Linked DNA regions of Homo sapiens: region 1 is linked to region 2. A link is a loop called in an ENCODE intact Hi-C map of the cell type or tissue named here. Cell type or tissue: OCI-LY7. All regions are shown on one strand. Links, peaks and the distances in the headings refer to the core of each region. The heading gives the core; the rest is flanking DNA.

Evidence for each region. A loop is a pair of places that touch in the nucleus more often than their neighbours do. Peaks named below come from ENCODE experiments on the same cell type or tissue, not always from the same donor. Only the 100,000 strongest peaks of a DNase experiment are listed, where the experiment ranks them.
Region 1: it touches region 2 in a loop (6-fold over the local background); 4 of 110 quality-filtered maps call a loop at or near these places.

Annotation. Positions count from the first base shown.
Region 1 is chr1:84,964,274-84,980,503 of GRCh38, forward strand. MCOLN2 (mucolipin TRP cation channel 2) reads right to left here. Exons shown (of 14, transcript NM_153259.4): 2 at 1,276-1,435. Among named protein-coding and RNA genes, the nearest start is that of MCOLN2, 25 kb to the right of the region's middle. RefSeq lists an enhancer at 5,579-5,658. In OCI-LY7, for the core only: CTCF peaks have their summits at 9,432 (motif pointing right) and 9,632; DNase peaks (open chromatin) are centred at 7,918, 9,648 and 10,938; H3K4me3 peaks cover 3,492 bases; H3K27ac peaks cover 3,876 bases.
Region 2 is chr1:85,018,222-85,034,451 of GRCh38, forward strand. It overlaps MCOLN3 (mucolipin TRP cation channel 3), which reads right to left. Exons shown (of 13, transcript NM_018298.11): 4 at 15,877-16,030; 5 at 14,651-14,735; 6 at 14,475-14,571; 7 at 10,885-10,984; 8 at 7,951-8,063; 9 at 7,718-7,867; 10 at 4,078-4,179; 11 at 3,849-3,971; 12 at 2,849-3,055; 13 at 1-1,036. The coding sequence ends at 902. Among named protein-coding and RNA genes, the nearest start is that of MCOLN3, 22 kb to the right of the region's middle. RefSeq lists an enhancer at 9,378-9,687. In OCI-LY7, for the core only: CTCF peaks have their summits at 9,689 and 9,888; a DNase peak (open chromatin) is centred at 9,680.

The DNA.
Region 1 (16,230 bases), core at 5,326-13,325, 54 kb before region 2:
GGGACCGTCTCCCATTTCTAAAACTAAAGGTATTTTTAAGTATTTATTTTTATGTTCCAGAAATAACATCTTTACACACCTCTACACTGATAACAGAATGATTATTTGCCAATAGAGCCAAATATCCCCAATCAGTTTAAAAGGGCGTGTGTTTCAAATATGGTTAACTACAGCAATGATCCCCAACCTTGTTGGCACCAGGGACTGGTTTTGTAGAAGACAATTTTTCCAGGGACTGGAGTGGGGCAGGAGTGGGGGGGGGTGGGTAATGGTTTCAGGATGATTCAAGTGCATTACACTAGTTGTGCATTTTATTTCTATTATTACCACATTATAATATATAATGAAACAATTATACAACTCACCATAATGTAGAATTAGTGGGGGCCCTGAGCTTGTTTTCCTGCAACTAGAAGGTCCCATCTAGGGGTGGTGGGAGACAGTGACAGATCATCAGGCATTAGATTCTCATAAGGAGCCGCACCTAGATCCTTCGCATGTGCAGTTAACAATTGGGTTTGCGTTCCTATGAGAATCTAATGCCACCACTGATCTGACAGGAGGCGGAGCTCAGGCAGTACTGCAAGCCATGGGGAGCAGCTAAAAAAACAGATAAAGCTTTGCTCCCTTGCCTACCACTCACCTCCTGCTGTGCAGCCTGGTTCCTAACAGGTCCGTGGCCCAGGGGTTAGGGATCCCTGACCTACAGAGAAGCCTCCCCAATACTGGTTCAGCAATACAGGCCCCAAAACTAGAGGAAAACTCTGATGGCTGTTTTGATCATGGTAATAAAGAGCTCAATAATACGAACTTGAACAAAAGGTCTAAATGTAGCTTTTGTATAATCCTGATAGCGCCTGGGATCAGTATTTACTTAGATAGAGCACACTGTTATGATAAAAGGAAAACTTAGGATTCTATAAGTCTGAAGACAAAAAAATGCAGATTTTGGAAGTATATTTGAATAAGCTGTGTTTAATAGAGAGTTCCAGAACACAAATGTGTGTCACTCAGATATAGAAACCCCTCCCCACAGATCTGCATTTATTCAGCATTTATAGAATCTGTACAGAGAGGCCCTCAGGATCTCTTACTATGACAAGGTTGTCTTCTAAACAGAACTTCAACCTAGCCTCTGCTCTCCAGAGTCAATATAATTTTAGTTTTATGAACTTGAGTGTGGGCTTTTCAGAACAAAAGTCAAGTACAGAACACATGAAAAGAGTTTTGTCTTGTGGTAAGGGAAAAACCAAATGAAATAATAAGATAGGTTACCTGTGTGGTGACCATGACTATCTTCAAAATCTGCAAACCCAGTTTCCACGGAATCTGGCGTCTGGCTCGGTATTTTTCACAAGGGCTCATGAAGTAAAACTTCAGGTCTTCCCTTAGACATTCTTCTTTCATCTCAGAATCACGATGTGCCATTGCATTTCTGCCACAGAAGATTAATTTTAAATATCCAGGAAAGCCTCTCCCTCAGTTCCTTTTGAAGTAACTTGCTTTCCCTAAACTTGAGTTGGTACATATGGCATGTCATATACTGAAAAGCCTCTTTATGAACACAAAATAAAAAAGCAACTCTAGTTATGGCAGGGAGGTTCTCCCATTTCTAAAACTACATGAAAAATTATTCCAGACCTTCTACCTCCTACCTTTCCACACAGCCACCCATCTTGTTCAAAATGGCCAATCTCGGCCAGACGTGGTGGCTCACACCTGTAATCCCAGCACTTTGGGAGACCGAGGCGGGTGGATCATTTGAGGTCATGAGTTCGAGACCAGACTGACCAACATGGTGAAACCCCATCTCTACTAAAATACAAAAATTAGCTGGGTATGGTGGCGGGCACCTGTAATCTCAGTTTCTCGGGAGGCTGAGGCAGGAGAATTGCTTGAACCCAGGAGATGGAGGTTGCAGTGAGCCAAGGTCACGCCACTGTACTCCAGCCTGGGTGACAGAGCGAGACTCCCTCTCAAAAAAATTAAAATTTAAAAACAAAATAAAAAAAACAAAATGGTCAATCTCAAGAATTATAAAAATTGGATTTTACTTACAAGACTCATCAATTCCTACATCTTAACATAGAGCATTCATCTGTCACTACAGAAAGTATGTATGTTTATGTTTGTGTGAGTGTGTGTGTATGAATTGTAAGTGAGTGAGTATATGAACAAAAACCAGACAGGACATTTTCATGATACTCCAGGTATGACATTACAGAAAATTAGTATAAACAAACGGAATTAGATTGTTATGGAAGAAGAGAATCTTTGTTCTGTAACTCTGTACTGAGAGAAGGACTATGACTCCTTTTTTGGATAAAATATCAGTGATTATATGATTCCAGAATATAAATAGCTTCAAAAAGATAAATAGCATCTCTCTATTTAAGCCTACTCAGATATTTGTCACTTTATATTAATAAAATTTTGCTTTTACTATTTCAAGGACTCTGGACTCAGGAATGGGCACATGACTCAAGGTAGGCCAAAAAGAACCAATGAGACATGGTTCACAGGACTGTTATTGTAGTCCCCAAAGTGGAGTGCCGAAAACAATCCATTGGGAGTATAAAAAATATTAGTATTTCTATTTTATTATTTATATTAAAAACTAAAAATTGAACTCCATAATTAGTACAACATAGAATATACATACAACACAGCAATATAACTTACAGCATATGTACACCATAACAAAGAATATACATTATATAACACATAAAAGTAGTATCCAGTAGCATATCATATATAAAGAAATATATACACATTGGGACTATTATGCTCAACTTTTACTGTTGGGTACATAATCAACAAAGTTTGGAGATCAGTGACTTCAAGCATAGACTGTGAGTCCGGAGTTCCTAAAATCCATCTCACCACCAAAGGAGAGCTTGTCAGAGACTGAAGGTCAGGTAGACAGGCACTATGCCTAATGACAATATTTGAATTCCTGGATCCAGCTATTCCTGAAGTAATCCATCCCAAGTCTTTCCATTTGAGTCAACAAATACCCTTCATGGCTTAAGCCAGTTTGAGTTTGACTTCTTGCCTTAGGAAGTATCTTGATGGTAAGGGTAAAGAATAAATTCTAGTAAGTTAGGCTAATCATTCAAGTTACTCATTTCTTGGAAAGGTTTTATACTTGTGGGTCATTTTTTAAGGTTCTGTTTACTGGAAATATGTAAGTGACATATTTTTATACTGACTGATGATCTATGTTATCTGCCTTGACTGACGAATCTAAAAGAATCCTAAAAGGGGATGCCCATTTTAAAGCTTATTGTCAGTTGTTAATAATTTACTATTTCTAAATAGATTTTTAAATCTCCTGTTTCTAGTATTAGTGGGCTAAGTTATTCAGAACTATCATGCTGGAAAGGAAGGAAAAGAGGAAAGAAAGAGAGAAAGCAAGGAAAGAGGGAGAGAAGAAGAGAAGGGAAGGAAGGAGGGAAGGAGAGAGGGAGGGAGGGAGGGAAGGAGAAAAAGGAGAGAGGGAGGGAGGGAAGGAGAAAAAGGAGAGAGGGAGGGAGGAGAGAGAAAGTAGTGGAGGGAGGGAAGGAAGAAGGGAGAGAGGGAGGGAAGGAAGGAAGAAGGGAGAGAAGGAGAGAGGGAGGGAGGGAAGGAAGGAAAAGAAAAATCCTAGATACAATACATTCTTCTTGAGGAGGGTGAAGAAGTACCTTTAAAAGATTGAAGAGTTAAGGAGAGCAAGAACTCCTGGGTCAATCTTGGGGGATACCTACACGAGTAACAGCCAGTTGCCACCATTCAAGTACACTCAGCTTCCGTTCTGTGGCCTCAGGAAACGGGAACAAGAGAGCCAAGATTCTAGGCCCAAAGGCATCAAAACTGCCTGTCCTCAAATTTATAGGACTACAGAGAAGGCCAGAGTGGTTCCAAATCAAAGAAAAGAAAAAGGAAATTTAAAAATAGACCCATCCTGATAAAGAATGCCCATAAACCAGGCCATGATTAAATAAGGCTCATAAACCTTTGAGCCTTACACCTGGGTGAGCCAGGGAACTTCAAACTGTGGGCCTGCTTGGTTCTGGAGGACCCAGACTGGAACTGTTCTTCATATCCCCGGAAACACCCACAGAACTCTGTGTCTTAGGTTCATCCTAAGACTTGGCACTCTAATAAATAACTTATAAAACACAATGACAAACAGGTAGTTAAATATAACTAAGCACATGAGGAAACCAAGTGACATAAAACAGACTAAAAACAGAAACAGGACTAAGCATATTGGAAATTAGACACATTAGAAAATAACCATGCTTACCATCTGTGATATTATGACATACATACATGTTGGTTTTTGTCCGCAGCTCCTAGCTCATAACTCCCATAGCTTTTGTTATACTGTTGAGGCGCCTTAAGGCCTCATGAGCAGGCCTCAGAAAACATAATCTCTCTGACCTTCTCCTGATCTCCTTTAACCTGCTCCTTCTTGTCCCAAAGACAGGCATCTTCCCCACCTTGCTGTGTAGGAGCCAGCCATAAAAAAATTCTCTGACCTACCCTGTCTGATTGTAGGTCACAAGACTCCCATTTCAGAAGGGGTCCTGCCCCAAACCCTGGAAGAAGGAAGGCTGCACAGAGAGGCCAGAAGGATCTGAACAGACAGGCCTTGCTGGGTTTCCCTCATGCAGTCTATTAGTGTTTGTTCATACCCTTTTTGTCCAGTCACATTTCTACATGGTTGTCAATCATACCTATCCAATAAAGTCTCCATAAAAGGCCCAAGAGGACAGGGTTGGGAGAGCTTCCGGAACACATGGCAGTTCCTGGAGGGTGTTGTACCCGGGGAGGGCACGGAAGCTCTACACTCCTTCCCCATAGCTTACCTCATGTATTCTTCACTGTATCCCTTGTAACAACCTTTACAATAAACCAGTAAATGTGTTTCCCTGAGTTCTGTGAGCCTCCCTAGCAAATCATTCAAACCCAAAGAGGGAGTCATGGGAACCCTAACTTGAAGTTGGACAGTCAGAAGTTCCAGAGGTGGCTGGGCACGGTGGCTCACGCCTATAATCCCAGCACTTTGGGAGGCAGAGGCGGGTGGATCACCTGAGGTCAGGAGTTTGAGACCAGCCTGACCAACACAGTGAAACCCCATTTCTATTAAAAATACAAAAATTAGCCAGGTGTGGTGGCACATGCCTGTAATCCCAGCTACTTCGGAGGCTGAGGCAAGAGAATTGTTTGAACCTGGGAGGCAGAGGTTGCAGTAAGCCAATATGGCACCACTGCACTCCAGTCTGGATGACAGAGTAAGACTCTGCCTCAAAAAAAAAAAAAAAAAAGAAATGAAAAAGCAATCACCACAATGAGTCTCATTCAAAAGAATGTGAAGGCCTTAAACATGTGTTTGTCCTGAGCCTGACACACTCACCTCTTGACTCAACTTGACCAACTTAATGAGCACTTAGTCCGCGGAGCAAGCACTGTGCTGGGTACACAAGGCTGAATAACCCTGAACTGCACATGCTTAGTGTCCAGTAGAAGAGAAAGACTTGTCAATGCATAATTATTAAAGAGTTCCGTGAATGCTGTAAAATAAGTAAATATTACGGAAGCAGAGTTCTGACTCTGGAGAGAGGGGTGAGAGAGCTGGTGGGAAAGCCCATAAGAGTCATAATAGACGATGTGGTAAGTGCTACGGGGGCATGTGACTGGGCGCATTGAGGGAGGCATTTCCAAGAAAAAGGTGCATCTTAACTGTGCCTGAGAGCAACATCCTCAAACATGAACTTTCAGATCTCCTGAGAACATGCCTGTAAGAAGCCCCTGTGGGCATGTTTCAGCAATACTGAATTTAGTGTTAATTGCTATCACTGTAGTGGATCAGTGTTGCTAAAGCATCCCTCCTGATGACTCAAAATATGCTTTTTCATTTAATAAAAAGAGTATATGAAATGGTGTACACTGAATTCTCAGGCCCTTGAGAATAAAGCCATAGAAACTACCCCCCAACTCCCCCCACCCCCCAACACACACACACACAGCCTCTGGGTGAGAAACACTGAACTGAAGGACGAAGAAGTTGTTTTCTCGAAACAGTGGTGCAAAACAAGGCATTTAATCAAATACTTAAAGAATACTGGCCAGGCATGGTGGCTCATGCCTGTAATCCCAGTACTTTGGGAGGGTGAGGTGGGTGGATCACTTGAGGCCAGGAGTTTGAGATCAGCCTGGACAACACGGTGAAACCCCATCTCTACTAAAAATACAAAAAAAAAAAAAAAATAACAGGCATGTGTGGTGGCACACGCCTGCAATCCCAACTACTCAGGCAGCTGAGACACGAGAATAGCTTGATCTCAGGAGGCAGAGGTTGCAGTGAGCCAAGATTGCACCACTGCACTTCAGCCTGGGCAACAGAGCAAGACTCAGTCTCATAAATAAATAAATATAAATAAAAGAATACCTTGTGAGCCATGCTCTGCTGGAGACATTTTCCTGCCTTCCAGGAGCAAATGTGAATAGATAAAAGAATGATACAATGAGTTAAGAGTTATACTGGAAATATTCACTGAGTGCCCTGGAAACAGAGAGTGCTTGATGCAGCCCAATTGCTTCAAGAGGCTTCAAATAATTCTTCTGACTGCTGGGTTCCTTTGACTGAGTGGCCATTAAGTGTTCAAGAAATGATAACTGATGTTAGCATTGCCCTAAGAAACTTTATTAAGAAGTCTCAGGCAAAAAGAAAAGAAAAAGGTCAAAGTAGCAGATAATGACTGTGAGATCACTCATTGTGTTACACTATTTATACTATCTATCCTTCCATAATTGTTTCATTTGGGTATTTACAGAGCAGTTGTAATACTTTTAGCAATATGAAAGATGAAAAATGAAAAAACTAGCAGGAAAAACATTTCCCTCAAGAGTACATGAGCCAACTAGTGAAATACAAGCTAGTACTAGTCAACTGATGAAAAAATGATAGACATGTAGGGGGAAAGAGTTGATAATGAATAATAAAGGTGCATGATGAGATAGCTGTTTTTTAATAAACCTAAGTTTTAAAATAATATGTACATTTGGGAGGAAAAGATAATGAAATTTAAAAATTTAAAAATTTAAAAATTCTGATATTTCAAGGAAAATATAAATGTATAAACTTTCTAAACTTTACTTTTCTGAGGGCTCTTTATTGCCTCCCTCTTCCCCATTTGTAGGTTTGTCCTGGTAGATGAAGGGTATTAAACAGACATACACACACACACACACACACACACACACACACACACACACACACACGATATCTTATTGCTATAACAAAAATAAAATGGTATAAAAATGGTGCAAAGTAAAGAGGGAAAAAAATTTTAAAACAGAGAAAGAGAGAGACAACACAATATCATAGAAATAAAACACTCTTTTATTTAACACATATTTACCCTATATACCTTGCAATGCTGAACACCTGGCTGGGGGTTTTACAGGAGTCTTAAATTACAACCAGGCTTCATAACCAAGAATTAGGTCAGCAGAGGCTGGGCATGGTGGCTCATGCCCGTAATCCCAGCACTTTCGGAGGCCAGGGCAGGCAGATCACTTGAGGACAGGAGTTCAAGACCAGCCTGGCCAACACGGCGAAACCCTGTCTTTACCAAAAATACAAAATTAGCTGGGCATGGTAGCACAAACCTGTAACCCCAGCTACTCGGGAGGCTGAGGCACAAGAATCACTTGGAACCCAGGAGGCAGAGGTTGCAGTGAGCTGAGAATGTGCCACTGGACTCCAACCTGGGGGACAAAAACAAACAACAACAAAAACAAACAAACAAAAAAATTAAGTCAGCAGACGGCAGAAATACTGCAACTTCCATCACAAATGAAAATCACCAACAGTTTAAGAAAAGCATACAGCTGCTAACTTGTGGTAACATAAGTCAGGAGAATGAAAGTAACTGTACCGTAAAACCACTTAAGGAACAGAAATCAATGAAGATCTAAATTACACAGACCCATCAGCTACAGGGCTGTCATGCAATTGAAATTGCATGAAATAAATAAGAGCAATCACAGCTTTTATGAATTATTTATGTTTCATTAACCCATAGGAAATGCATGATCTGGATTTTTATAAGCTTAATAATGGCAGCACTAAAGAACAAAATATCAAAGAAAAAAAGCATAGTATTTGAAGGCATAAAAATAAGATCTGAAATAGAATAGAAAGCCACCCATACAGTGGGTTAAATAAAAGCCAGAGATGCTGGAATAGAAAATGAAAGAAAAGAAGGCTGAGACTGGTACTGTGGTAAGAAACCAGGAGGAAGGCACAACAAAGCTACTGTCAGGTATTAAGAAAACCTACTGTCTCCACAGATAATCAGGACTATGAGGTTGGCATTAAGAAAACCTACTCTCTCCACAAATAATCAGGACTGTGTGACATTGGCTAAGTTTAAGGCTATCATATGATCAAGGGCAATTTCAGCTTTATCAAAACAATGACTAAGAGTCTAACGGAAGCCTGAAGTTTTGAAACAAAACAAGATGTCAGTGATTCTTAACCTTATTGGGGTTATAAACCCCTATGAGAACAGAAAAAGGCTCTTGACCTTTGCCCCAGGAAAATGAATACACCAGTTTCAGTGATGGTATTTTGTCAGCAAATAAGCTAACCAGCCCAGGATGCTATTGCCTTTGGCTTATGTGATCCCCCTACTTGACAAGGGGCCTGAAAGTTGTTTTTATCCCCTGCTGCAGTTGTCTCCAAAGTGGGGTCCTTGTGCACAAGGACGTATGCAAGACCATTCACTGGTATGTGAGAAGAAACTATTAGGGCTTCTAATTGTGTTAATTTAGAAAATAGAGAAGTAAAGAATTCCCAAGATTTAATATATGAATTGTTACCTATCACACCTAAGGTGCCCTCACTCGGTCAGTAACATCTGATGGGACTGACACAGTGGCTCATGTCTGTAATCTCAACACTTTGGGAGACTGAGGCAGGAGGATCACTTGAGGCCAAGAGTTCAAGACCAGCCTGGACAATATAGTGAGACTCTGTCTCCACAAAAACTTTTTAAAATCAGCCCAGTGTGGTGGTGGATGCCTATAGTCCCAGCTACTCGGGAGGCAGAGGTAGTAGATTCGCTTAAGCATAGGAGTTCAAGGCTGCAGTGAGCTATGATTTTGCCACTGCACTCCAGCCTGGACAACAGAAGGAGATCCTGTCTCAAGTAAATAAAACAAAACAAAACATCAGGTGCCTGTGTTTCACTTAGGTATGTGAGACATCCTGGGGAAATTGTCAAGTTTCCCAAATTAGGGGGTTCATGGTGGTACCCCCATTGATTTTCAGCATATTCCCACCAGTTATGTTTTATGTGGGCCCACTTAAGCATTTTTAGAATGTATCATCTAGTTTCCGTGGAAATAACCCTTGCGAAATAGGCAAAGGACATAAAGATTCTTGCAAAAGCCCAGAAGGTGGAGCAAGATGGCAGAAGAGAAGCCTCCACTGATCATCCTCTCACAAGAGGACATCAATTTAACAACTATCTATGTAAGCAAAGCACTTTCATAAGAACCAAAAATCAGGTGAGCACTTGCACTACCTGCTTTTAACTTTGTATTGCTAAAAGAGGCACTGAAGAGGTAGAAAAAACAGTCCTGAAGCACTGATACCACCCTTCCCCCAGCCCCAGCAGTGGCCACCTGGTGCGCAGAGTGCCTCTGCATGCTGTGGGAGGGAGAGCACAGCAATTGTGAGGCAGTAAACGGTTCTGCCCGGTTAGAGCAGAAAGGAAAACTGGACCAAATTCAGCTGATGCCCACCCACGGAGGGAACATTTAAACCAGCCCTAGCCAGAGGGGAATCACAGGTCCTTGTGGTTGGAACTTGAGTTCCCACAAACTTCACCACTGCAGGCTAAAGTGCTCTGGGTGTCTAAGTGAATTTGAAAGGCAATTTAGGCCACAAGGACTGCAACTCTAGGCGAGTCCTAGTGCTGAACTGGGCCCAGAAACAGTGGACTAGAGGGGCATGCAATCTACCAAACTACCAGGGTGGCTAAAGGAGTGGTGACATCACCTCTCCCCTAACCCCAGGCTGCACAACTAGTGGCTCCAAAAAAGATCCCTTCCTTCTGCTTGAGGAGAGGAGAAAGAAGAGTGGGGAGGACTTTGTCTTGCATCTTGGATACCGGCTCAGCCACAGCATGATAGGGTCAGAGTCATAATGCCTCTGTTCCAGGCCCTAGCTCCTGGGCAACACTTCTAGGCACACCCTGGGCCAGAAGGGAACCTACTGCCTTGAAGGGAAGAACCCATTCCTGGCAGCATTCATCACCTGCTAACTGAAGAGCCCTTGGGCACTGAATAATCAGCAGCGATACCCAGGTACTACATCTAGGGCCTTGGGTGAGCCTCTGAGACTTGCTGGCTTCAGGTTCATCTCGGCTATTGGGGGGTGGAGCAACAAGTGGGCTCCTGGAGTCCCCAGTTCTAAGAGCTGACTCTTGGATGGCATTTCTGGACCTTCCGTGGGCCAGAAGGGAGCCCACTGCCCTGAAGGATGAGTCTCAGGCCAGACAACCTTCATGACAAGCTGACTTAAGAGACCTTGGGCCTTAAGAGAACATAGTGGTAGTCTGGCAGTACTGCCCATGGGCTTCTGGTGGTGATGACCATGGGGAAGGTCTCCTCTGCTTTTGGAGGAGGGGAGGGAAGAGTGGGAAGAACTGCATCTTGTAATTTGAGTGCCAGCTCAGGCACGATACAATAGAACACTAGGTAGACTTCTAAGGTTTTTTATTGTAGTCCCTGACTCCTGGACAGCACCTCTGGACCCAGGAGGGTCCTGGGGGAGCTCAGCATCCTGGAGGGAAGAACACAGGCCTGGTTGGCTTTGCCGCCTGCTAACTATAGAGCCCCAGAGCCATAAGCAGACACAGGAAGTAGCCAGGGAGTAGTTACAGCCGGCCTTGGGCAACACCCAGTGCTGTGCTGACTTCAGGTCTGACCCAGTGTAGTCACAGAGGTAGTAGCCACAGGGGTGCTTGTGTCACTCCATCCCTAGCTTTAGATGGCTCAGGACTGAGAGAGAGACTCCATTTGTTAGGGAGACAAAAAGGGTAGAGAACAAGAGTCTCTGCCTGGTAATCCAAAGAATTCTTCTAGATCTTGTTCAAGGTGGTAACTCCATGAGTCTATAAGAACCACAGCATTACTAGGCTTGGGGTGCCCTCCAAAGCAGATAGAACTTAGATCACAATGCCCAAGTCCTTTCAAATATCTGGAAAGCCTTCTGAAGAAGGACAGATAATAAAAGCCCAGACAGTGAAGACTACAATAAATTCCTAACTTTTCAATGCCCAGACACAGATGAACATCTACAAGTATCAAGATAATCCAGGAAAACATGGCCTCATCAAATGAATTAATAAGGCACTAGGGACCCAATCTTGGAGAAACAGAGACAGGTGACCTTTCAGACAGATAATTCAAAATAGCTCTTTTAAGGAAACTCAAAGAAATTCAAGATAAGACAGAAAATTCAAAATTCTATCAGATAAATTTAACAGAGATTGACATAATTAAAAAGAATCTAAAAGAAATTCTGGAGCTGAAAAATGCAATTGGCATAAGGAAGAATGTATCAGAGTCTCTTAATGGCAGAAATGATCAAGCAGAAGAAAGAATTAGTGAGCTCCAAGACAGGCTATTTAAAAATACACAGTCAGAGAAGACAAAAGAATAAAGAATAAAAAACAATGAAGCATGCCTACAGGATCCAGGAAATAGCCTCAAAATGGCAAATTTAAGAGTAATTTGCCTTAAGAAGGAGGAAGAAAAAGAGACAGGAGTAGAAAGTTATTCAAAGGGAAATAACAAAGAACTTCCCAAGCTTAGAGAAAGATATCAATATCCAAATACAAGAAGGTTATATAGGACACCAAGCAGATTTAATCCAAAGAAGACTACCTCAAGGCATTTAATAATCAGACTCCTAAAGATCAAGGTTAAAGAATGGATCCTAAAAGCAGCAAGATAAAAAAACAAATAACATACAATGAAGCATCAATACATCTGGCAGTAGACTTTTCAGTGGAAACCTTAAAGGCCAAGAGTGAGGGGCATGACATATTGAAAGTGCTGAAGGAGAAAAACTTTTATTCTAGAATAGTATGTCTGGTGAAAACATTCTTCAAACATGAAAAAGAAATAAAGATTTTCCCAGACAAGGTCGGGTGCAGTGGCTCACACCTGTAATCCCAGCATTTTGGGAGGCCGAGGTGGGTGGATCACGATGTCAGGAGTTCGAGACCAGTCTGACCAACATGATGAAACCCCGTCTCTACTAAAAATATAAAAATTAGCCAGGCATGGTGGCGCAGGCCTGTAATCCCAGCTACTGGGGAGGCTGAGGCAGGAGAATTGCTTGAACTCAGGAGGTGGAGGTTGCAGTGAGCAGAGATCATGCCACTGCACTCCAGCCTGGGTGACAGACCAAGACTCCATCTCAAAAAAAAGATTTTCCCAGACAAACAAAAGCTGAGGGATTTCATCAACACCAGACCTGTCCTACAAAAAATGCTGAAGAGAGTACTTCAATCAGAAAGAAAAGGACATTAATGAGCAATAAGTAATCACCTGAAGGTACAAAACTCACTGGTATCAGAAAGTACACAGAAAAACAAAAAATATTATAACCCTGTAACTTCCTTGTGTAAACTACTCTTATCCTAAGTAGAAAAATTAAATGGCAAACCAATAAAAAATAATAACTACAACAACTTTTCAAGACATAGACAGTACAATAAGATATAAACAACAAAAAGTTTAATAGTTGGGGAGACGATGTTAAGGCATAGAGTTTTTATTAGTTATTTTTTTTGCTTGTTTGTTTATGCAAATAGGGTTAGGTTGTTATCAGCTCAAAATAATGGTTTATAAGATAGTATTTACAAGCCTCATGGTAACCTCAAACCAAAAAATATACAACAGATACACAAAAAGTAGAGCAAGAAACTAAATCATATCACCAGAGAAAATCACCTTCATTAAAGGAAGACAAGAAAGAAGGAGAGAAAGAAGACCACAAAACAATCAGAAAATAAATAAAGTGGCAAGAGTAGGTCCTTAATTATCAATAATAACATTGATGTAAATGGACTAAACTCTCCAATCAAAAGACATAGACTGGCTAAATGGATGAAAAAAAAACCCACTGATCTGTTGCCTACAAAAAATACACTTCACCTATAAAGACACACATAGACTGAAAATAAAGGGATGGAGAAAGAAATTCCATGCCAATGGAAACCAAAAAAGAGCAGGAGTAGCTATGCTTTTGTCAGACAAAACAGATTTTAAGACAACAACTATAAGAAGAGACAAAAAAGTTCACTATATAATGATAAAGGGGTCAATTCAGCAAGAGGATATAAGAATTTTAAATATATATGTACCCAACATTGGAGCACCCAGATATAGAAAGCAAATATTATTAGAGCTAATAAGAGAGATAGGCCCCAATAAAATAACAGCTGGAGACTTAAACACCCCACTTTCAGCATTAGATAGATCTTCCATACAGAAAATCAACAAAGAAATACTGGACTTAATCTGCACTATAGACTGCATGGATCTAATACATATTTACAGGACACTTCATCCAATGGCTACAGAATACACATTCTTTTCCTCAGCACATGGATCATTCTCAAGGACAGACCATATATTAAGTCACAAGACAAGTCTTAAAACATTAACAAAATTGAAATAATATCAAGTATCTTTTCTAACCACAACAGAATAAAACTACAAATAACAAAAGGAATTTTGGAAACTATACAAATGTATGGAAATTAAATAAAATGCTCCTGAATGACCAGTGGGTCAAGAAAGAAATTAAGAAAGAAATTTAAAAATTTCTTGAAACAAATGATAATGGAAACACAACCTACCAAAATCTAAGAGATACAGCAAAAGCAGTACTAAAAGAGAATTTTATAGCTTTAACTGCCTACTTCAAAAAAAAAGGAAAAACTTCAAATAAACAATCTAATGATACATCTTATAGAACTAGAAAAGCAAGAGCAAACGAAACCCAAAATTAGTAGAAACATAAATAAAGATCAGAGCAGAAATAAATGAAACTGAAATAAAGAAAATAATACAAAAGATCAATGAAAAAGTTGGTTTTTCAAAAAGCTAAAAAAAATTGACAAAACTTTAGCCAGAGAGAAGATCCAATAAATAAAATCAGAAATGAAAAAGGAGACATTACAACTGATACTACAGAAATTCACATCATTATTGGATACTATGAGCAACTATATACCAATAAATTGGAAAATATAGAAGAAATGGACACACACAACCTACCAAGATTGAACCAGGATGAAATCCAAAACCTGAATAGACCAATAACAAGTAATGAGATCGAAGCTGTAACAGGAAGTCTCCCAGCATAGAAAAGCCCAGGACCTGATGGTTTCTGTATTAGTCAGGTTCTCTAGAGGGACAGAACTAATGGAATGTATATGTGTATAAATATATATATACACACACACACATATACATATATACATATATAATACATATATTAAGTATTAACTCACATGATCACAAGGTCCCACAATAAGCCATCTGCAGGTTGAGGAGCAAGGAGAGCCAGTCCGAGTTCTAAAACTGAAGAACTTGGAGTCTGATGTTTGAGGGCTGCAAGCATCCAGCATGGGAGAAAGACATAGGGTGGAAGACTAGGCCAGTCTCTCTTTTCACATTTTTCTGCCTGCTTATTCTAGCCCAGCTGGCAGCTGATTAGATTGTGTCCACCCAGAATAAGGGTGGGTCTGCCTTTCCCAGCCCACTGACTCAAATGTTAATCTCCTTAACACCCTCACAGACACACCCAGGATCAATACTTTGTATCCTTCAATCCAATCAAGTTGACACTCATATTAACCATCACAGCTTCACTGTTGAATTCTACCAAATGTTTAAAGAAGAACTAATACCAATCCTACTCAAACTTTTCTGAAAAATAGAAGAGGAAACAATGCTTCCAAACTCATCCTATGAGGCCAGTATTACCCTGATATCAAAACCAGACAAAGACACATAAAAAAAATTACAGGCCAATATCTCTAATGAATATTAATGCAAAACTCCTCAACTAAAATACTAGCAAACCAAATTCAACAACACATTAGAAAGATCATTCATCATGACCAAGTGGGATTTATCCCTGGGATGCAAGGATGGTTCAACATATGCAAATCAATCAATGTGATGCATCATATTAACAGAATGAAAAATAAAAACAATATGATCATTTCAATTGATGCTGAAAAAGCATTTGATAAAATTCAACATTGCTTCATGATAAAAACCCTTAATAAACTGGATATAGAAGGAATATACCTCAACATAATAAGAACCATATACAGCATACCCACAGCTAGTATCATACTGAATGGGGAAAAACTGAAAGCCTTTCCTCTCAGATCTGGAACACAACAAAGATGCCTACTGTCACCACTGTTATTCAACATAGTACTGGAAGTTCTAGCTAGAGCAATCAGATAAGAGAAAGATATAAAGGGTATCCAAATTGGAAAGGAAGAAGTCATATTATCCTTGTTTGTAGATGAGATGATCTTATATTTGGAAAAAAACTAAAGACTCCACTAAAAAACAGTTAGAACTGATAAACAATTTTAGTAAAGTTGCAGGACACAATATCAACATACAAAAATCAGTAGCATTTCTATGTGCAAGAGTAAGCAATCTGAAAAAGAAAATTAAAAAGTACTCCCATTTACAATAGCCACAAATAAAATACCTAGAAATTAACTCATCCAAAGAAGTGAAAGATCTCTATAATGAAAACTGTAAAACACTGATGAAAGAAATTGAAGAGGACACCAAAAATGGAGAAATTTCATGTTCATAAATTGGAAGAATCAATAGTGTTAAAACGTCCACACTCCAAAGGAATCTACAGACTCAATGCAATCCCTATCAAAATATCCACGACATTCTTCATAGAAATAGAAAAAAACCCTAAAATTGATATGGAACCACAAAGAACCCAGAATAGTCAAAGCTATCCTCAGCAAAAAGAACACAACTGGAGGAATCACATTATCTGACTTCAAAATATACCACATAGCTTTACTAACCAAAACAGCATGGTATTACACAGATACAAAACACAAAAACAGATACACAGACCAATGGAATGGAATAGAG
Region 2 (16,230 bases), core at 5,384-13,383:
AACAGTTGGCTTTCATAACCAAATACAGTCATATGCTGGATAACGATGTTTTGGTCAATGATGTACCGCATATACAATGGTGGTCCCAGAAGATTATAAAACCATATTTTTACTGTCCCTTTTCTATGTTTAGATACTTACCATTGTGTTACAATTGCCTACTGTATTCAATACAGTAACATGTTGTACAGATTTGTACCCCAGGACCAACAGGCTATACCAAATAGCCTAGGTGTGTAGTAGGCTATACCATCTAGGTTTGTGGAAGTACATGCTATGATGTTTAATGACAAAATCGCCTAATGACACATTTCTCAGAACATATCTCCATCCTTAAGTGACATATGGCCGTATCACATTGTTAGCTGGTGCGCTCTTATTCTGGTGCGCTCTTATTCTGGTGCACTCTTATTCTTCCTTTCAAGAGAAGATTTTAAAATGCAATGATTACTGTATAAATGATAACTACACCCACTCTCTCAAGGATGGACTCCTGAGAGTGGTCCAAGCCAGGGTTACTGAGTTGTCCAAAGTCACAGTCAGACCAAGGATTGTTTTCCACTAATTACACAGTCTGCACAATCAGAATAGCAGGAGCAACAGTATCAGAGCAAAAGAGAGGCATACAGAATACATTCTAAAGCCATGGCAAAATAAACAAGAAATAATAATAATCCAATAGCTTTCCTCATTAAAGTTTTTTTAAAAACAATCCCAGCATAAAGTTGCAAAGACATTAAATATTGCTTTTAAAAATATAAACAGTTATTGGTGAATTATAGGTCTCAATTAGCTCAAAATAACAGTCTTCAAACATACTACATCTGATCTCAGAATATCCACAGTGTTCCAACTCAGCTACACATTATATTTTCCTCTAAAGTACAGATAAACCTGATAGCTACTTTTTACAACAGCAGAATAAAGATACTGGAGGGTCATCTTCTAATCTGTATTTTCCAGAGTTGGGTAGATCTTTGCATTCTGATATAAATGTACGAAGTTCAGTCTCTGGGAAGCCATCTTGTTGGTATTGCTAAACAGAAGAATGTTAAAAAGCTTTTATTAATAAGCTCCTTGAAAACAGCTTCATTCCAAATTCAAAATGGATCATTTGGCAAGGGAGGGGGTTTTCTAGAGAGATAGTATCGTTACTCCTGAGTACCTGCAAAGGAGATGTAGCCTCTAGAGTCACTCAGGTTTGGCGGAGGTAAAGTGGGCCTGGGATTCTGCAGCTGCCTACCTGAGCTCTCTTTCTGGGTCCACTGAAACCCAAATGGGCACACTGAGTCGAAGTCTGAGTCGTCCTTCCAGGGAGAATTGAGCTAGCCCCATCCCAAGTCCGAGAACCTCTGTCACTACTCTGCCCTGCAGGCCTGTGACTTCCAGACCAGTGTGATGCAGGCATTTTTGAAGGAACATGGTTCAGGCCACAAGAAGCCCAGTGGATCTAAATTAACAAGGTTTTCTAGTAGGCCAAGGGATGGAAATCCCTGGCCTTGCCCAGAACACCTCAGCACAGTCTTGGACTCTCTCGAGTTGGCCCAAGTGTCTGGACAAAGGTCTGAATGCTGTAAGGGACCTTTCCAATCTGCACACCCTTTTGGAGTCAGTCTTCCAGCCAGGCAAGTTTGTTTAAGGGCCTCATATTTATATCGGTTTGGGACCTAAAATTTCTAGGACATGCCATGATTAGAAAGGATCAGAAGTAACTTAGCTTGCCCATTTGGCAAGTGCTCTGAGCCCACGGAAAGAGGTTAGCGTCTAAAATACGAGTTTCAGGCTTATGTCATCAAAGGTGAAAACCCATGTTATCCTTAGAGCTCTCAGATGTCACCCTCGAATAACACACAGTTCTCTGCATGCAGAGTTGGAGGCAGTGAACTTTTAGAGCACCATTTGGAGGGATCTGAAGTTACAACTACATTCTTTCCCAGTTGCCTTGGTGATCCTAAGGACACATCTGCTAAGCAGATGAGAGCAAAGAGGACATTCGGTCCCTGAAATCTTGTTCAGTGAGGATGAAGTCACAGCCCTGGCTTCATGAGCAAAGTATTCATCATTATCAGCTTCAAACCAAGGCGTTCTCTTTATCCCTAGGGCCAATCACATGGCTTCATGTTTCTTTATCCCTCTCATACCCAGAAAGAAAAGTCCCCAAGTGGAAGTGTCTATGCCACAAATACACCTAACAGTATAAGTTATGGAAATTGAAACATATATGGATATTTATTCTGCCTTTCCATATTTCAACAGGCTCAAATTGATTTTTAAAAGATTTTATATGAATGACAATAGCTTTTCAGTTCAGGTATCTGACTGTATAAAGCTACATGCTAGTACTGGACCCATTAATCCTTTTGCTATTCTGGAGGCTGGGCCCCTGGGCTTGTGCCCTGCAGGGCCTTGCAAAGAAAATGGGCTCAGTTACAGTACACTCAAAACAAAGGGGTCAATTTTTCTTTATGAAAATTGGAGTTTTTATGTTCCCCACAATATTTTGGCTTTCTGAAATGCCATATGTTTTATTCACACAATATCTACTAACCCTTATAATTCTTTATTTAGTTTTTTACTCTTTGCCCCCCAGACTTCTAATGACCCTTATAATTCTAATAAAAGGTTAGAAAGCTTGTGTGAGAAAGTATAACTACTTAGAGACTAAGACTTTCAACATTCAATTTTTCCACTAGTTCTATTTATCAATTTCTAAAAATAAGGTCCTTTTTCTCTATCCTGAAGAAATTAACATTCCATCAACTTTTCTTCTACCATTAGGTACTGAATTTTACTGCTACTCTACAAGTTATAGGACAATGCTACTACTTATGGCTCTTGATAAACCTACCTTAATTGTTTCGTATGTATCAGTGATCAGTGCAATGAAAAGACTTAAAATCATATATATAAAGAGGCTGATGAATGAGTAGAGGTAAATTCTACTAAACAGCCAGACTAAGTAACTTTTTTGCTGCATTTTTGCAAACGTGGCAAACATATCATCTCCATTTATCAGAGAGAAAAGGCACTCAGAGACCATGTTCAGAGAACGAAACTGGAAAAAGAAAAGAGAAAAGTTCACTTTATTCCATGTTCCTTCCCATTGGAGACCTTTGTTCATGACATTGTATTAAACATAAAGGGACCAGATAACCCAAGCTACCATTTTCAAACAAATAACCTGAGGTAACCACACACATTTGCTTTGTGATGCATATAACATAAATAAGCCTACTATTTTTTCCTGAGACAAGCAGCTTTCTCTTAAACTAGCCTAAATCAAATGTAGGAGCTGCTCTGCACCCTCAGTGCTTTTTTGAATCAAGCCTTGCATCTGCCCTTTACCTTAAAGAGACCTTGAAATGCCTGTGCAGAGATACCCAGGTCCCAACCATGCATGCTCATACATCTCATTTTAAAGTTCATTTCATTTAAGATAAGAGCATAATATTCCAGACTATAGCTCTAGTAATAAAATTTTCAAATATTTCTACAAGTTTCCCCCTATGCTACTTTTTAAATAATGTCACATTTTGAGAAGGCTTATCTGAAGAGACTGCTTTTGGATATATCGATGAATCAAATTGACTAAACTTGACTTCACTGGTGGTAAACGGGACTTAATTACCTGATATATTGCAAGAAAGAATGTGAGACAGTTGAGTACATCAAATATTCTCTCAAGCTGGTCACACCCTTTCACTTTATAAATATGGCACTAGATATACTACCTTCAACATTTTAAGGCTGAATCACAAAATAAAAGGAGTTCATTGAAAAAGGATAACAAGCCACTGGCACTATGCTAAAAGCTTAATAGTAACAGGAAAAAAGTTGTTTATCAGTACCTTGTCATGGTAAGGCCCCAGCACGATCCATCCACAGAAGCAGTAACCTAAGTAAATCATAGCTGCACAGCAGCAGAACCTGATGACATTGGGCAGCGCTGCCTGAAGGGTCAAAATGAGGAGCTGGGAAAGTAAGAGAGGCCATTAGAATGGTTTTGTCCTTTAGCCAAAGCAGTGCAATAACTTTGAGAGAAATACCAACAGCATGGAGATCCGTGGAATTCCTTACGTTGTACTTTGCAAAGAAACCGAGGTATCGGATGACTCCAAGCCACACGAGCATGGTAGAAGTCCCAAGAAGTATGCTACAGACATCATAACTAGTTAGACTCTAAGAGAGAGTGGAAAAATATAATCAGATTATAAAGCAGAAATTCATTTGGCAATAAATATTGAGGTAAGTATGAGTAAGGCACTGTTTTAGGTGCTAAGGATAAAGCAGTGAACAAACAAAAGTCTCTGCTCTCATAAAGCTTACATTCTAGTGGAGGGAAGAAAGAGACAACAGAAATAAGTTAATAGAAACTTTGGGACACTTGCTGCTGATAATTGCTGAAGAGAAAATTCAGAGGAGGGGATAAGGAATGGGTATGGGTTTGTCATTTTACATACACTAAAAAGAAGGCATTTGAGCAAAGATCTGAAGGGAGGGAGGGAGAAGTCATGCAAAAATCTAGGGGAGAAGCCTTCCAGGCACAGGGACTGGCAAGTGCAAAGGCCCTGAGACAGGAGGGTGCTTGGCAAGGATATTGCATCTGGCTGGAGTGAGCAATAGAAAGGGTATACAGTTATAGAGATAAGGTGGCACTCACCAAGTTTGTCTTTTACTGTAACTCAATTGGGGAGATTTGAGAACCACAAACAGAAGTGATATGATCAGATGTTGGCTGCTGTGGTTGACAGCAGGTTGTTGGAGGAGTGAGGATGCTATTGCAATAATATAAATGAGAGATAGTAGCTTGGACCAGGCTGGTAATAGTGGAGTTGACCAGGTGATTTTTATTCTTTTTTTTTTTTTTTTTTTTTTGGAAACAGGGGTCTCACTCTGTCACCCAGGCTGGAGTGCCGTGGCACAATTGTGGCTCAATGCAGCCTCGACTTCCTGTGCTCAAGAAATCCTCCCACCTTAGCCTCCCAAGTAGCTTGGATTACAGACACATGCCACCTTGACTGCTAATTTTTTTAATTTTTTGTAGAGATGGGGTCTCACTATGTTTCCCAGGCTGGTCTGGAACTCCTGGGCTCAAGCCATCCTCCCGCCTCAGCCTCCCAATGTGCTGGGATTATATGAGTCACAGTGCCTGGCCAATGAAGGTAGAACAATAGGATTTCCTCTTGGATTAGATGTGGGAAAGAAGAGATTAGTGAAAGAGAGGAGTCTGTGATGAATCCAAGATTTTTGGCTTGAGTAACTGATGAGAGTTACCATTAACCGAAATTTGAAAGGCTATGGGAAAAGCAGGTTTTGACTGCAGAGGTGGGGGCTTTAGATGTTCTGTTTTAGGTGTGTTAAATTTGAGAGGAAAAGCAGACATCCAAGTGGAGATATAGACTAAATGGTGGATATGCGAATCTGGAGTTCAGGGAAGAATTCTAAGTGGGGGTATAGATTTGGGAATCATTGGCATATAGATACTAAGCTGTGGGACAGGATGAGATTACCAAGACAGTGGCAGAAAAGAGAAGATGTCCAAGCACTATGCCTTGAAGCATTATCACCTTAATAGGTTGGTGAGATGTGAGGGAACCAGCAAAGTCAGAAGACCAGCCAGTGACTTAGGAGGAAAACCAGGTGATAGTCCATTGAAAGCATGTCAACAAAAAGGGAGTGCTTGGCAGTATTCAAAGCTGCTGCTAGGTCAGCATGAGGGTACATAGTTGGTTATTGGACTTATCAGCATGAGAGGACACTGAAAAGAACACTTTCCTTGGAGTGGCAGGGCAGCCTGATTGGAACAGACACCGAAAGAATGAGATTTTGGGGGGCTGTGAGGTGGGAGGATTGCTTGAGCCCGGGAGTTTGAGGCTGCAGTGAGCTATAATCGCGCCACTGCACTCCAGCCTGGGCAATAGAGTGAAATCCTGTCTCTTAAAAAAAACAGGTGGGGGAGGGGAGGAGCAGAATCAGAAACAACAAGATTAACTACTTTTTTGAGATATTTTACTAAATAAATGATGGTAGTAAGTTAGCGGGAGGAATTAGGGTTGAGATATTATCTCTTAAGAAAAGCGGCAAAAACATGCTAATGGGAATGACCTGGTAGACAGAAGGAAACTGATGATCCCCAAGAGAAGGAAAACTACCTGGAGCTGTGCCCTTGAATAAACAAGTGGTGATGGCCTCTAGTAGGCAGGTGGAGGGGTTGGCCCTGAATAGTGGCCTAAATAATGTATCCACAGAAGAAAAGCACAGTATATTGGCACTGATGGCAGGAGGCAGATAAATTAGGTGGGGGTTTGTGGAAATTCTGTTTTTTTTTTCTATTATTTTTGTGAAATAGGAAGTAAGGTCATCAGCTTAGAATGAGGATAGGACAAGGGTATTAGAGGTTTCAGAAGAGAAGAAAACATGATATGATCATCTATGAGGCAGAGACGGTGAATGGTCTAGAAAGATATTTTGTTGGATACCATTTAGGGTTCACTGAAATTAATGATAGTTGAGGTTGGTAAAAATAAAGATTTGCTGCAAATCTCTCCCCTTACTCCTTTTTTTGTTTTGGTTTTTTATTTGTCCCTAAAGTTAAACATCTATTCCAATGATACATACTATAGCCACATATAGTGGCAGCTGCTAAGTGTCAACCTAAACCCATTCTCCCCTTCCTAGGCACATGCCTGGGCTGTGTTCCCTGGCTCCCTCTGCAGTTAGGATTGACTAAATTCTATCCAGTGGGATATGTACAGAAATAAAGTCGGCCACTCTTGAGCCAAGCCATCAGTCTATGGGAGAGCTTCTACCATACCGTGTTTTTGCTTCCCATAAGCTGCAACCTGTTTGAGGCAACACGGCAATAATCATGCAGTCAGGGCAAGTCCTTAAGGGGTGGCAGAGAAACAAAATGGGAGGAACATGGGTGCCTGAATGACTGTGAGATGTTGAGCTACTCACCAGTCTGTAAAACCCATTCTGACTATTGCATAAGACAGAAATAAGCTCCTATCTTCTCTGAGCCATTGCATTTGGGGTCTCTGCCCAGGTTTATAACCAACTCCCCAGGTGACTCAATCAGTTGCATCAAGACTAGGGAAACATAAGTTTGAGCAAGATTAGTCTGAACACTATTAGTTTTTTTAATGTGATTTTTATTTTGTGGGGACAGTTGATTTTTAGGCTAGGTTAGTCTTAAAATAAATAAGCTTGTAGCACATCAATGGTAAAGTAAGAAAATGGGAGCATTCTCACTTTGAATGGACGGAGGAAACAAATGCAAGCATGCACACCATAGTGCCTTGACCTCACTTTCCCCTATAGCCCCACTCATTTTTGTTAAAGATTCGAGCATTTCTTGTAAGATTAAAAAAAAAAAAAAAACTCTTACCTTAGTTACCTTGGTTGTGTATGAATTTTGGTGTGTGTAAGAATTCACAGGCCCCGCCGAAGAGTCTGAATTCAGTAGGTCTAACATGGTACACTTTACCAGGCACCCAATGATTCTGATGCAATGGTTTGTGGATCACACTTTGAAAAACTCTGCCTAAGAGACCTCCTGACTAGATTTAAGAAAATTACCATTACCAATTTCAAGTCTACTTGATATACAGTTTGGAAGAAACAATTCATTCTGAAAATTCTTACATTCTGGAAAAATACATTACCATTAGTGCAAATCTGACACTAACAATAGCATGATTAGGAAAAAAATTACCTTAGCTTGGATTTCCATTTTTAGAATTGATCCAATGATTGTCAATATGTCACTAATAATAATCATAATGTACCATCCATTGACAAATTCCATTTGATCAGAAACAGAAACTTCCTTCTTATAATGGAGGAGGAAAAAATTGACAAACTCCTTTAGGGAAAAGAGGGGAGGCACAGTGAATGTCTCTGTCAATCAAAATGTCAGTAGCATTCCTAGAAAGCAACGTTCCCTACCTGCTGAAGCTGAAGTCCTCTAATCACAGATCTAATGCAGAGGATTAATGAAACCAAGCAAGTCAGAATGACAAAGGCATCAAAGATCATCATGTAATGAGTGTTCTTCTGAACTGAAAGCAAAGAGGATTACATAGTGCTTATGTAGTGGGACATTAATATGGTGACATCTTCTTTTTAGAATCATTTAAATAATTCAAGCATTCTTTCTGGTAAGACAACAAAGAAGCCCTGATAAACGGTCTTCCAATTAGTATTTGAAGAAGGGCAAAAGTCTTTCTTTTAAAAAATCACCACAACTGAGGCTGGGTGTGGTGGCTCATGCCTGTAATCCCAGCACTTTGGGAGGCCGAGGCAGGCGGATCACAAGGTCAGGAGATCAAGACCATCCTGGCCAATGCGGTGAAACCCTGTCTCTACTAAAAATACAAAAAAATTAGCCGGGCATGGTGGTGAGCGCCTGTAGTCCCAGCTACTTGGGAGGCTGAGGCAGCAGAATGGCGTGGACCTGGAAGGTGGAGTTTGCAGTGAGCCAAGATCATGCCACTGTACTCCAGGCTGGGTGACAGAGCGAGACTCCATCTCAAAAAAAAAAAAAAGAAAAATCACCACAACTATCATTCCAAGATCTTTAATTATAAGCCTGTAGTCTTTTGTTCTTAATACAATTACCTCCCTGCATATTCTTTTTTTTTTTCCTCAGCCTCCCTCGTAGCTGGAACTATAGGTATGCCACCATACCGGGCTAATTTTTAATTTTTTTGTAGAGACAGGGTTTCACTTTGTTGCCATGGTTGGTCTTGAACTCCTGGTCTCAAGTGATCCTCTCACCTCAGCCTCCCAAAGTGCTGAGATTACAGACATGAGCCACCATGCCCAGGCCCATCTCCCTGCATATTCTATTAAAATGTACTTATCTAGGTATAAAATATTTATTATGCATTCACTATGTGTCAGGCATTTTTCTAGATGTTAGGATACAGTGGTGAACAAGATAGACAAGGCCCTTGATCTGTGGAACTTCTATTCTACTACAAAGAAGTAAACAAACACATAACAAAATACTTTCAGATAGGAGTAAGTAATAGAAAGAAGATAAATCACAATAGCTAACATGTATTGAGCACATTTCTTGCCAAACATAGCTCTAAACACTTTATATGTGTTAACCTATTTGATCTTCACAGCAACTCCAATGAGGTAAGCATGATTATCCCCACTTTGCAGGCGAGAAACCTGAAGCACAGAGAGGTCACATGATTTCCCCACAGTTGCAGGGCTAGTCAGTGAAAGAGCTGGGGGAAAATCTGTGCAGTTTGTTTCCAGTGTCCATCACTCTATGTCAGTGGTTCTTGGCATTTTTTGGGAGCTTGTTAGAGATGCACATTCTCAGGTCCTACTCCAGACCCACTGAATCAGAAACTGGGTTTCTGCAAGCCCTCCAGGTGATGCTAAAGTTTGAGACCTACTGCTCTATATGAGGGAGGTTAGTGTCGGGCAATGTGGAAGCAGAGAGGTTGATTTATATTGCATAGTAAAGGAAGGCCTCACTGAGGGAGCAGGGGGTTTTAGCTGAAACCTGAGTGATAAGAAAGAGCCACCCTTATGGAGATTTTGGAGAATCGAAAGTGCGAAGTCCTGGCCACCATGCGTGGAGCCAATGGAGAGAGGTGGGCAGAGGTGTCAGCCATTGTACACTGCCACAGAGCTTGTCTCTATTTAACAAGTTAGACTGCTCTCTGCTGACAAAAAAAAGAAAGTACTTAAAACTAGCTCTGTGATGAAGCATCCCATTAGTATCTGCCAAGGAGCATAATTACTACATAAATGTCTAAATTGACTTTAGAGAAACTTACAAATTAAGAAACAAACATTTGAGAGAATGCCTAGGTGCCAGACACTTGTGTATGCTGTCATTTTCCTCATTCTGGTGTTTGTGGAGAATGATTATAAAGTATACAGATGACAAAACAGGCTTATGTTTCAAATGTGACTCAAGAGCCTCATATATTTGAAGTTACCTATTAGTGAAAAAAATACTATCATGGCAAAATTTCATTTTATTTACTCTATCTCATTATTACGTCTGAACTTGGCAAATCAATTAGTAAGAAACTTTAGAACTGTGATTATCCAAGTATAGTCTGAGTAAGGACTATTTACACATTTCTAGGCCCCACCCCAGACCTACTGGCTTGCATAGAGCTGGGGAAACTGCATCATAGCAGGTACCCAGGATGATTCTTCTGCTGATTAGAATCTGAGAACTCCTCATCTAGCGACCATTAAGTCCAGTACGATGTACCATTATGTCACTTATGAGAGACTAGAAAATTAGATAAATTCTTTCCAGGCAATTCTCTCCAGTTCAGCTCCAAAATTCTTGACAGTATTTGGTCTACACCTGAATTTTTGTCCATATTTCTAAGAGTAGATCCTTTCCTCTTTCAGTACACTTTTAAATGGACTGAAGACAATCATAATATGTGGGATGCTGCAGGGTCACATCCTACCTGACTTGCCCCTGGCTTCTGAGCCTTAGTTTCTTCATCTGTAAAAATAAGGATTCTCCCTATCTTAAGGGCATTTAAAAATATTAAAATGAAGAAAACTAAGGTGGAAGTAGGTACACAGCATGCACTCGGTAAGTGTTGGTCTGGGAAGATGTATGTAGGGTTTTGGTGGCGGGGGACTGTGAGTACATTCTTGGTCAGGAGTGGGCAAGTGAGGGCACAAGGAGAGGAAGGCCATTTCAGTTATTCATGACTCACATATTGCCTGAAACATCAGAGTTGATCTACTTGTAGAGGTTTAGGGACTTGAAAATGGTCTAATCTTCTATTTGTTGTTCTAGATATCCAGAGGGTGCTATTTTAATAACCATTTTACATTATTTAATAACCATTCTGAAAACTAGTAATGCGCATCACTTACTTGATCCAGATACATGCCAGTCTTTACATTCTCTGATGGAAATGTCATTATCTAAACTTATTTTAATTCTTCCACTATGGGCCTTGTTGTCAAATGTTATCTGTGAAGACAGGAAAACAGTCAAAAACATACTTATAGTTTTGGAGCCAAGAAACCTCTACACATTAATTAGGAAACAATTCTTTCAAGGGGACAGGAGACCCAGATTCTCAACTCTGATCTGTTGCTAATTCTGTTCAACCATGGGAAGTTCTCTTCATTTCTCTGTGAAATGAGAACGATGAACTAGATCTTCTACAGAGACCCTGTAGTCTCTAAAACATTATATGTCTAGGGCAGCATTTCCACTCCAAAGAACTTATATAACAAGAGCACTTCCTCTTGCTCTCTGTTCTAAGTACCTCCAGATACCTTCTTCATGTGAGCAAGAACTGGTACAACTGTGCTTTCTCCCAAATTCCGGCAGGACCTCAGTTAGGGGTAGATTTTTAGTGCTGCTATAATTCTTACTAATACAAAGGCTCATTATTTCTGCTTTGAGACATTTCAAGTGGAGCTTTTTTGATTTTTATTCTGGGCCTAGATTTCTTAGTCACGTTGGCACTACATGTATTATAAAGGGTTTGGTGACAGGGAGTCAACAGTCACATCTTGCTTCAAGAATAACCACTTCAGGACACCAGGGGCCAAGCAGGACAAAGCTAGGCCAGAACACCTTCCATAGTTTTCCTACTGTCTTCCTTATGCAAGGACAGGGAAGGCAAGGCAAGAAAATCAATCCGTTTCATTTCTGCCTCTTCTCTTTCTCTCAAGTCCTGAAGAAAAAAAGTTCTTTGAAAACTTTGTCATTTAAATAAATTGTATTGAAGCTTCTCCATATGGGGTAATCAGAAACACTTCAAATATAAGATTTCAAATGACTTTTAAAAGTTCAACCACTGTATTTCTCCTCATGAGGGATTGTAAGCTTCTTTCTTTGACAAGCAACTGAGGGCACAGTCAGTGTCTGCCCATATCCCTAACGGCTGCAAGACCCAGCCTATGGCCTCGTGCAAGGAGGACGCTCAGTGTTACTTGATTGAGTCAGAAATCCTTGCTACGGAGAAGCCATGCTTTTCCTACACAAAGGGCCTCCAACTTGTACAAATAATAGGTGCTCACTAAATATCTATTGAGTAAAAAACTGGGACTTAATGTCAATCACATCTCAGTAAACTGAATCCCAAAGAAAGAAGAAAAATAATGGATGGGATTAGAAAACATTAGATAGCACAGAAGAAAAAACAGTGAATTTGAAAATATAGCAACAGAAAATATCCAAAATGAAACACACTGAAAAAAACTGAGACATAAAACAAACAGATCATTACTGAACTATGGGACAACTCCAAGTAACCAAATACAGACGTTTTTGTCTCTGAATCTCTGAAAAGGTGGGGGGAAGTGACAAATATATTTTAAGAAAATCATGCTGAATAAATATCAAATATAATGACAACTATAAACCTACAGATCCAAGATGCTCAATGAACCTTAAACACAGGAAACATTAAGAAAACACCATCAAAGCATTTCACAATCAAATTGTTTTAAAGTAAGAGATAAAGGAAAAATTTAAAAGCCAACAGATGGGAAATAACATCCCATAGATAAGAACAAAGATAAAGATGACAGCAGATTTCTCATTAGAAATAATGCAAGCTAGAAGCAACATCTTTAAAGTGCTAAAGAAAAAAACAGTCAACCTACAATTCTATAGCCAAGGAAACTACCTTTAGCAAAGGAAGGCTTGGAATAGAATAATGGTTACCAGAGGCTAGAAAGGGTATTGGGGAGGCGTGGGGGATAAATAAGAGTTCGTTAATAGGTATAGAGATACAGTGAGGGCCGGGCACGGTGGCTCATGCCTGTAATTCCAGCACTTTGGGAGGCCGAGGTGGGTGGATCACGAGGTCAAGAGATCAAGACCATCCTGGCCAACATGGTGAAACCCCATCTCTACTAAAAATACAAAAACTAGCTGGGCGTGGTAACGTGTGCCTGTAGTCCCAGCTACTCCGGAGGCTGAGGCAGGAGAATCGCTTGAACCCGGGAGGCAGAGGTTGCAGTGAGCCAAGATCACACCACTGCACTCCAGCCTGGCAATGGAGCGAGAATCCATCTCAAAAAAAAAAAAAAAAATACAGTGAGATGGGAGAAATAAGATCTAGTGTTTAGTAGCACAATATGGCAACTATAGTTAATAATTTATTTTATATTTCAATATAAATAGAGGAGTAGATTTAGAATATTCTCAACATAAAAAAGTGGTAAATATTTGAGGTGGTGAATGTTGTCCCAATTACCCTTATTTCATCATTACACACTGAATGCTGGCATCAAAATATCACCTGTACCCCATAAATACGTATTCGTAAAATTTTTATTTAAAAGATGCTAATAAGAACTTTAAAAAGGAAGGCAAAATACTTTTTTAAACATACAAAAGCTGAAAGTGCAGACCTGCACTGTAAGAAATGTTGCAGGAAGCCCTTCAGGCAGAAGGAAAATAATACCAGATACAAACTGGGAGCTACACACAGAATGAAGCACACTGGAAATGGTAGCTACATGGGCAAATAAAAAAATGTTTTTATTATTATTTAAATCACTTTAAAAGATAATTGACTGTTTAAAGAAAAAATAGGCTGGGCACGGTGGCTCACGCCTGTAATCCCAGCACTTCGGGAGGCTGAGGCAGGTGGATCACGAAGTCAGAAGATCGAGACCATCCTGGCTAACGCGGTGAAACCCCGTCTCTGCTAAAAAAAAATACAAAAAATTAGCCGGGCATGGTGGCGGACGCCTGTGGTCCCAGCTACTCAGGAGGCTGAGGCAGGAGAATGGCGTGAACCCGGGAGGCGGAGCTTGCAGTGAGCCGAGATCGCGCCACTGCACTCCAGCCTAGGTGACAGAGCGAGACTCTGTCTCAAAAAAAGAAGAGAGAGAGAGAGAGAGAGATTAATAACATATATTGTGGGTTTATAACACATGTAGAAATACATTATATGGCCACAATAGCATGAGGGCCAAGATGGGAGAAATGGAAGTACATTGTCGTAAGGTTCTTACACTGTGTGCAGTGGTATAACTTGAAGGTAGACTGTAATAAGTTAAAGATGTATACTACAAACCCCAAACATGGAAACATCCATGGTGAAGACACTAAGTAACAAGAACCCTTGGCAGTAACCTTTAGCTGACAGCCAGCCATAGATTGCTGAGAGCCAACCACACAGAACCTAAAAACACCTATTCCTTTTGGGTTTGAAAATCTATACCAGGCACTGTTCGTGGTACTGGAAATAGTAGTGAACAAAACAAGGTCCCTGCTTTTCTAGAACTTATACAGAGGTGTAGAAGACATAACTAACAAGTAAACTTGTTATTATAGCAAAATAGAGCTAGATGTATCAATGCTTCCCTTATGCACATTCAAGTGAAAACATCCTATATTTTTTTATCACACCGTAATCCAAGGATATGAAACATTACCAGATAAAACAATTTTTCTCCAGACTGGAACCAAATTCAGCCTGGCCCACACTTACAGTCAGAGTAAAGTCATAACAGTCAGGGAGTTCTTGATGACGAACTGTCTGCAGATTAATGGCTTTCAGTTTAAACTGAAGCTCCACTGTTAGGAGTCTAGAAAACAGAGGTGATTTTAGTTCTGTGGCAATATATACGTGCAAACGTAAGTTACACTCCTGTCTGCTCCCCTCACCTGTGGAAGTCCAGTGTTAAGTTCAGTTTATTTTCTGCTGGTGTCCCAATGTGAAAAGGTTCATCTGGCTCCACAAAGAAACACTCTGCCATAGAAAGGAACAAAAACATGATACAGTACTTAAATAAGACTGCATTTTGAAAGGCTGATACATTTAAGACCAGTTATTCAGATTCTATTATTTTTCAGATTCTATTATTTTTCTGAATTAAAATTTTAAAAGCTAAATAAACATTGATACCACATGGTTACCGTGACTCATGTGTTTTTAAGACCTAAGTGGCTACATTTCTGGAGTGGATGGAGGCTAGACAAAGATCTGAACTCTATTTCATTAATGTTATATAAATGCTGTCTTCGTTTTTAAGCCTAGATAAACTTTGAGTCCCTCCCCCTTTTTGTATCCTAAGCATAGGATTTGAAGCACTTGCAGTAATTACAGTAATATTTTCTAAGCAGTTTGAGGGATCTATTTTTAAAATATTATGCACTAACAATGTTTCTTCAATAGACATCCCACACACACACCAAAAAAGGAAGACAGCATTTTAGAAAGTTTTCCCTTTCAGTACTGTTATCAGTATTATCTCTAGAAAAAAAAATCCTAGTGGCTGTTGTTAAAAGTATTTCAATACTTATTTTTTAACTCAATGACCTAAGCTAATATTTTAGGCATAATTGCAAATAGAACTTTGCTAAGAAGAATACGCCATGCTATTCCATGTTCTGATTTTCATTCCTCCCCTTCAATCTACCCCCAAAGATGCATGATAGTGAAGTGGTATTGGGGCAGGAGAGTTTTATATATACCAAGAGTTTGCAAGCATAATGTTTTACAAACATTATATCTATCTATTAATACTTCACTGGCATATCCTGCACAAGAGATGGTGGAATACGATAGCTAAGAACACAAACAGCCTGAGCCCAATTTCAGCACTGCCTCTTCTAGCTCCATCTTTGGCAGATCATTTAACTCTCTGAGCCATAATTTAGTCTTCTATAAAAGGGGATAATAATAATCCTTGACTTGCTGGGTTTCCTTGAGGATTCTTGAGTTATAGTAAAGGGCTCAGAACAGTACCTGACACATAATAACTCGTATATCATTCTTACTATGTCCTAATATCACAGACCAAATCAATGTTTTCAAAGATGAAATTACTAATTTTAAATATAAATTGAGGTGTTAAAAATTGAGGTTCTAGGTTATAGAAGAACATCACCAGTTTCAATTTCTGGATCGATGTCAAAGGTATCATTTCCAGGGTAGATGTTTCCTCGCTTGTAGAAGTGCTGACAGATTGCCATAGCAGATTGCTTGGTACCTTTGTTCTCATAAGCATGATTCCCAACGGAGACATTGTATAGCTGCAAGTACTTCAACCAAAATGAGAAACAGAAAATGGGAATGCCAGCCAGGGCAGGAGTGAAGCCATAACTCCCCTCCCTCCCCACCTCTGATCCTGGCAGGTTCCCTTGGGATAGAGACATTCACTTTGATAAACAGGGTAAGTGACTTGCTGCTGTGCACTAGGAAGGCAAAGGGCACTCACAAATTAGAGTTCTAGATTCAAGCC